Linked DNA regions of Homo sapiens: region 1 is linked to region 2. A link is an interaction called in ENCODE POLR2A ChIA-PET data of the cell type or tissue named here. Cell type or tissue: PC-9. All regions are shown on one strand. Region 1 overlaps GPR37L1 (G protein-coupled receptor 37 like 1). Region 2 has its middle 48 kb from the start of ELF3.

Region 1 (2,500 bases), 74 kb after region 2:
GCTTCCTCATCTGTAAAATGGGAATAATCTGTCCTTCACAGAGGATTATGGTCATTTAATGAGACAAGATACATAAAGCACTTTGCATGGTGCCCCGAACCTTTTATTCCTTCCTCTCCTTTGGGAATTCAATTCTCTAGTGTTAGGAGCAGGCTTGGCCCAGGGATTCTTAAATGCATCCAGGTTTTGGCATCAAAGGGCCCCAAACATGACAATTTACCTATACTCATGGTCTGTTCCCATTCAACTTTAATAGGTTATGTGTGTTTTTTTTTTCTTAAGAGCTGGGTGGGGGGGTCTCACTATGTTGCCCAGGCTGGCTTTGAACTCCTGGGCTCAAGCAGTCCTCCTGTCTCAGCCTCCTGAGTAGCTGGGACTACAAGTGTGTACCACCATGCCTGGCTGAACACTTTTTTTTTTTTGAGACAAGATCCCACTCAGTCACTCAAGCTGAGTGCTGTGGTGTGATCACAGCTCATTGCAGCCTCCACTTCCTGGGCTCAAGCGATTCTCCTGCCTCAGCTTCCTGAGTAGCTGGGACTACAGGTGCGCACTACCACGCCTGTCTAATTTTTGATTATTTGTAGAGATAGGGTCTCACTATTTTGCCCAGGCTGGTCTCAAACTCCCAGACTCAAGTCATTCTCCTACCTCGGGCTCCCAAAGTACTGGGATTACAGGCATGAGCACCTGGCCCCTGAACAAATTCTTTAAGTCATATTAGCACCTGCTGCACGCCGGCACTGTGGAAGGAGGATGCTTGCTTGCTTCCTGGTAACCAGCTCTCTTATCTCAAACCTCAATCCTCAGTGAGGATCACAGGATCTGAGAAAGGCACCTTGGCCTGGAAACAGCCCCAGATGAGTGAGATTGCTGGTCCTCTCCCGGGATCCCAGGCCCAGGAAAACCTAGCCATGCTTGCAGTCAGGAGAGGGCAGGGGATAGAGCCCTGGCTCCCATTCAACCTCCTTAGCCAGGAGGACATGTCCCATTTTGCTTAGGAGTTGGGAGGTACCCTAGAATCACTTAGCTTCAGATGCCAAATTCCATCCACATTCTTTCCTCCAACTCTCTGGCAGTGGGGAACTGCCTCTCCAGGCAGGGAACTGCTCTGACAGGTCTGATGACTGCCTCCAGGAGGAAGCCCTGGGCACCAATGAAGGTGAGGGGCTGGAGGGCCCAGGACGGGGAGTCAAGGTCCCCACTCCCAGGACTAAGGGACAGTTTGGCTCCTTTTTCCTGCAGTGGGAGGGGTGAGAAGGGCTGGGGTGTTCTGCAAGGGCCTGCTCCATTTTCCAGGGTGAAGGAGAGGCCGAGGGAGGTGGAGCGGGAGGAGGTGGGGCTTACTGTGAAACTGGGTCAAGATGGCCTCGGATTTGAGCAGGCAGGGTCACCAGGCTCTGAGGCAGCAGCTGTGAGCAGTGCCGAGGGAGGACCAGCTCTGACGGTGAGGTCGGGTGGGGGACTAGAATCCAGCAGAGGAGCGAGGGCAGGGCTCCTACCAGGAAACCCATAGCATTGACACTAACTGAGAGGCAGCAAAGGCGGTGACACTCCCCCAGGCTCTGTGGGCCCAGCCCTACCCCTGAAGCACAGTTAACTGGTTCTGGGGTAGGAACTGGGGGCCGGAGGGACAGGGTTCTGGTTCTGGCTCAACCTTGGCTGCTGGTGAGATCCAGGGCCTGGGAAAGAGGGGCTGAGGCCTGAACTGGGCCTAAGGAGAGTGCAGCTCAGTTCGCACACAACAGCACCCAGCCCTGTCCCCTTGCTGCCTCTACCCAGCCCTGGGCAGTTCCCTCAACAGAGCTCTGCAGCCCCAAGTGGCAGCTGCTGGCTCAAAGCTGGGACTACATGAAAGTCTGAAAAGAGAATGAGAAGGAGGTGGCGCAAGAGCCTGGACGCACGTGTGGGAGGCCGTTTTGTGCAGCGCCATTGTGCTCCCCGGGCGGGCATGTGCTCGCGCTCCGTGGCTCTGTTGGTGCCCAGCGTGCGGGGGTGTGCTGGTGGCCCTGTGGGCCTGTAGGGCAACCCATGCCAACTGCGGAAAAGTAACCAGCACCATACACCCCCCCCAACACAAAACTGGTCATTTATTTTTTTTGTTGTCATTGTTATTAGGAAGCAAAAAAATGTACAGTTACAAGAATCATTTTCCAAACAGAGGTTAAATATGAGCTGAAAAGTGTAAAAAAGGAAGAGGAACATCACTTTACAAATCATTAAATTAAACAAATAAACAAACAGAACCCAAAGAACCAACCCCCCATGCTGAGTTCTCTCCTTGTGCAACTCTGCAAAATGAGAACAGAAAATGAAGTGGGCCGTGGAGGTGGGGGCCCTGGGGAGGGGCGGGAGCTGGGAGCCAGGAACAGGCAGGAGGGGGCTGCTGGGGCATGGACGCTGGCTTTCTGCCCCGTGTGCCTGGTGGTTTCTGGTACCTGGTCGTCGTACCTGGTGGCTCTACCCAGGCTGGGGGTCGAGGGGAGGGGCCCCCAGAGGC
Region 2 (2,500 bases):
CTGGGATGCTCACTGGAAACATATCCTGGGGGAATGAGGTAGGTGGGGAGCCAGGAAAACTGCCCCGTCTGGTTTCCTTCCCTACAGCCCTTTATCTGGAGAGACAAGCTCTACTATACTACAAGGGGTTAATTTAAGAAGGGGTTGCTGGGCATGGTGGCTCATGCCTGTAATCCCAGCTCTTTGGGAGGCCGAGGTGGGTGGATCACTTGAGGTTAGGAGTTTAAAATCAGCCTGGCCAACATGGTGAAACCCCATCTCTTCTAAAAAAACAAAAATTGCCGGGCAAGGTGGCTCACACCTATAATCCCAGCACCCTGGGAGGCCGAGGCGGGTGGATCATCTGAGTTCAGGAGTTCGAGGCCAGCCTGGCCAACATGGTGAAACCCTGTCTCTACTAAAAATACAAAAATTAGCCAGGTATGGTGGTGCACGTCTGTAATCCCAGCTACTCAGGAGGCTGAGGCATGAGAATCACTTGAACCTGGGAGGCAGAGGTTGCAGTGAGCTGAGATCACGCCACTGCACTCCAGCCTGGACAACAGAACGAGACTCCATCTCAAACAAACAAAACAACATCATATTAAAAAGAAAACCCGGGCCTATTTTTTTTAAAGACCCACTGCAGAAGTGACCCTTCTCATTGGTGGCTGGTGAAATTGTTCTTGCCAAGGTTTGGTATGACCAGGTAAAAAGCTTTCAATGCTCAAAGTGAGGAAGCACAGAAGTCATGTACCCTGCATTGTAGCTGACCAGAAGGTAAATCAAGAACCACTGAGCATGGTTGGGTGCTGTGGCTCATGTCTGAAACCCTTGCACTTTGGGAGGCTGAGGCAGGAGGATCGCTTGAGCCCAGGAATTCGAGACCAGCCTAGCAACATAGCGAAACCCTGTCTGTACAAAAAAAACTAAAAAATTAGCTGGGTGTGGTGGTACATGCCTGTGATCCCAGCTACTCAGGAGGCTGAGGTGGGATGATCACTTGAGCCTGGGAAGTTGAGGTTGCAGTGAGTCATGCTCACACCACTGCACTCCAGGCTGGGCCACCCTGTCTCAAAAAACAAATAAAAAACAGGAACCACTGAGCATAGGTCACTGGAAGGGAGATTTTGTCTTAATAGAAGAATTCCAACAAGGGGATGGGCAATTTTCTGAGAAGGGGACATGGGTGTTTGTTCATGCAAAGCCTGGATGTCAAAGGAACAAACAAAGTCTGGGGAACCAACCAATCTCATTGCCAGCTACCAATGTGGACCATGCCTGCTGCAGTTACACCCACAGTGCTGTAATTCTCAGTCCCTCTGGTCATCTCTGTTCTCCTACAAGCCCAAGCCTACTGTGATGGGGTTTCCTCTCCCTTGATCTACCCTCCTACTGTCTCCCCACCCTCCACCAAACACTCTTCACTTTCTGGCCTCAGTTAAATTTAGCCCAGCCCTGAGGGTGCTGCTTCCCTTGGAGCCTGTGTAGCCTGTGAAATCCAGTCATGCCCTCAGGGGCCAGAGGTGAGGCAGACTGTCTTCCCTGTCATCTCAGTAACTGTGACTTCCATCTACTAGGTTGCTGTAACCAAAAATCAAGATGTCATCCTTGATTCTTCTGTATCCCTCATTCCTCCTTTTTTTTTTTTTAAGATGGAGTCTCACTCTATCACCCAGGCTGGAGTGCAGTGACGCGACCAGAGCTCACCACAACCTCCACCTCCCAGGTTCAAATGATTCTCCTGCCTCAGCCTCCCAAGTAGCGGGGACAACAGGTGTGTGCCACCACGCCCAGCTAATTTTTGTATTTTTAGTAGAGACAGGGTTTCACCGTGTTGACCAGGCTGATCTCGAACTCCTGACCTCAAGTGATCCGCCTGCCTCAGCCTCCCAAAGTGCTGGGATTACAGGTGCAAACCACCATGCCTGGCCGCCTTAGTGTACTTCTATCTTCGAACATCGTTCTGGGCATTTACTGTGCCCTTTCAACCTGAAAACTGAAGGATATTTAGTTCAGTTTTTGGAAATTTGCTTGGATTGTTTCAGTGGTTTTTTGTTGTTGTTGTTTTTTTTGAGACGGACAGAGTCTCACATTGTCACCTAGGCTGGAGTGCAGTGGCGCGATCTCAGCTCACTGCAAGCTCTGCCTCCCGGGTTCATGCCATTCTCCTGCCTCAGCCTCCCGAGTAGCTGGGACTACAGGCGCCCGGCACCACGCCCGGCTAATTTTTTGTATTTTTAGTAGAGACGGGGTTTCATCGTGTTAGCCAGGATGGTCTCGATCTCCCGACCTCGTGATCTGCCCGCCTCAGCCCCCCAAAGTGCTGGGATTACAGATATGTGCCACTACGCCCAGCTAATTTTTGTATACTCTTTGCTCTTTCAAGAACCCCTATTTATCAGAAGTTGGGCTCTTCACAGCAAATTGTCTAATTCTCTTTTCTTTCCTGTTTGCATCTTGTTGTCTTTCAACTCTAATTTCTGGAAGATTTCCTCAACTTTGTTTGTAACCCTTTATT

The links. ChIA-PET counts read pairs that join two places held together with the same protein. Peaks named below come from ENCODE experiments on the same cell type or tissue, not always from the same donor. Only the 100,000 strongest peaks of a DNase experiment are listed, where the experiment ranks them.
Region 1: POLR2A ChIA-PET joins it to region 2 with 9 read pairs; 4 of 35 experiments call an interaction of 5 or more read pairs at or near these places.

Annotation. Positions count from the first base shown.
Region 1 is chr1:202,131,334-202,133,833 of GRCh38, forward strand. GPR37L1 (G protein-coupled receptor 37 like 1) reads left to right here. Exons shown (of 2, transcript NM_004767.5): 2 at 1-2,259. ARL8A (ARF like GTPase 8A) reads right to left here. Exons shown (of 7, transcript NM_138795.4): 7 at 2,071-2,500. Among named protein-coding and RNA genes, the nearest start is that of GPR37L1, 9.7 kb to the left of the region's middle. RefSeq lists an enhancer at 1-117. In PC-9, no CTCF peak of the experiment used is centred here; a DNase peak (open chromatin) is centred at 1,078; H3K27ac peaks cover 712 bases.
Region 2 is chr1:202,057,306-202,059,805 of GRCh38, forward strand. No RefSeq gene overlaps it. Among named protein-coding and RNA genes, the nearest start is that of ELF3, 48 kb to the left of the region's middle. In PC-9, no CTCF peak of the experiment used is centred here; a DNase peak (open chromatin) is centred at 1,096; H3K27ac peaks cover 2,500 bases.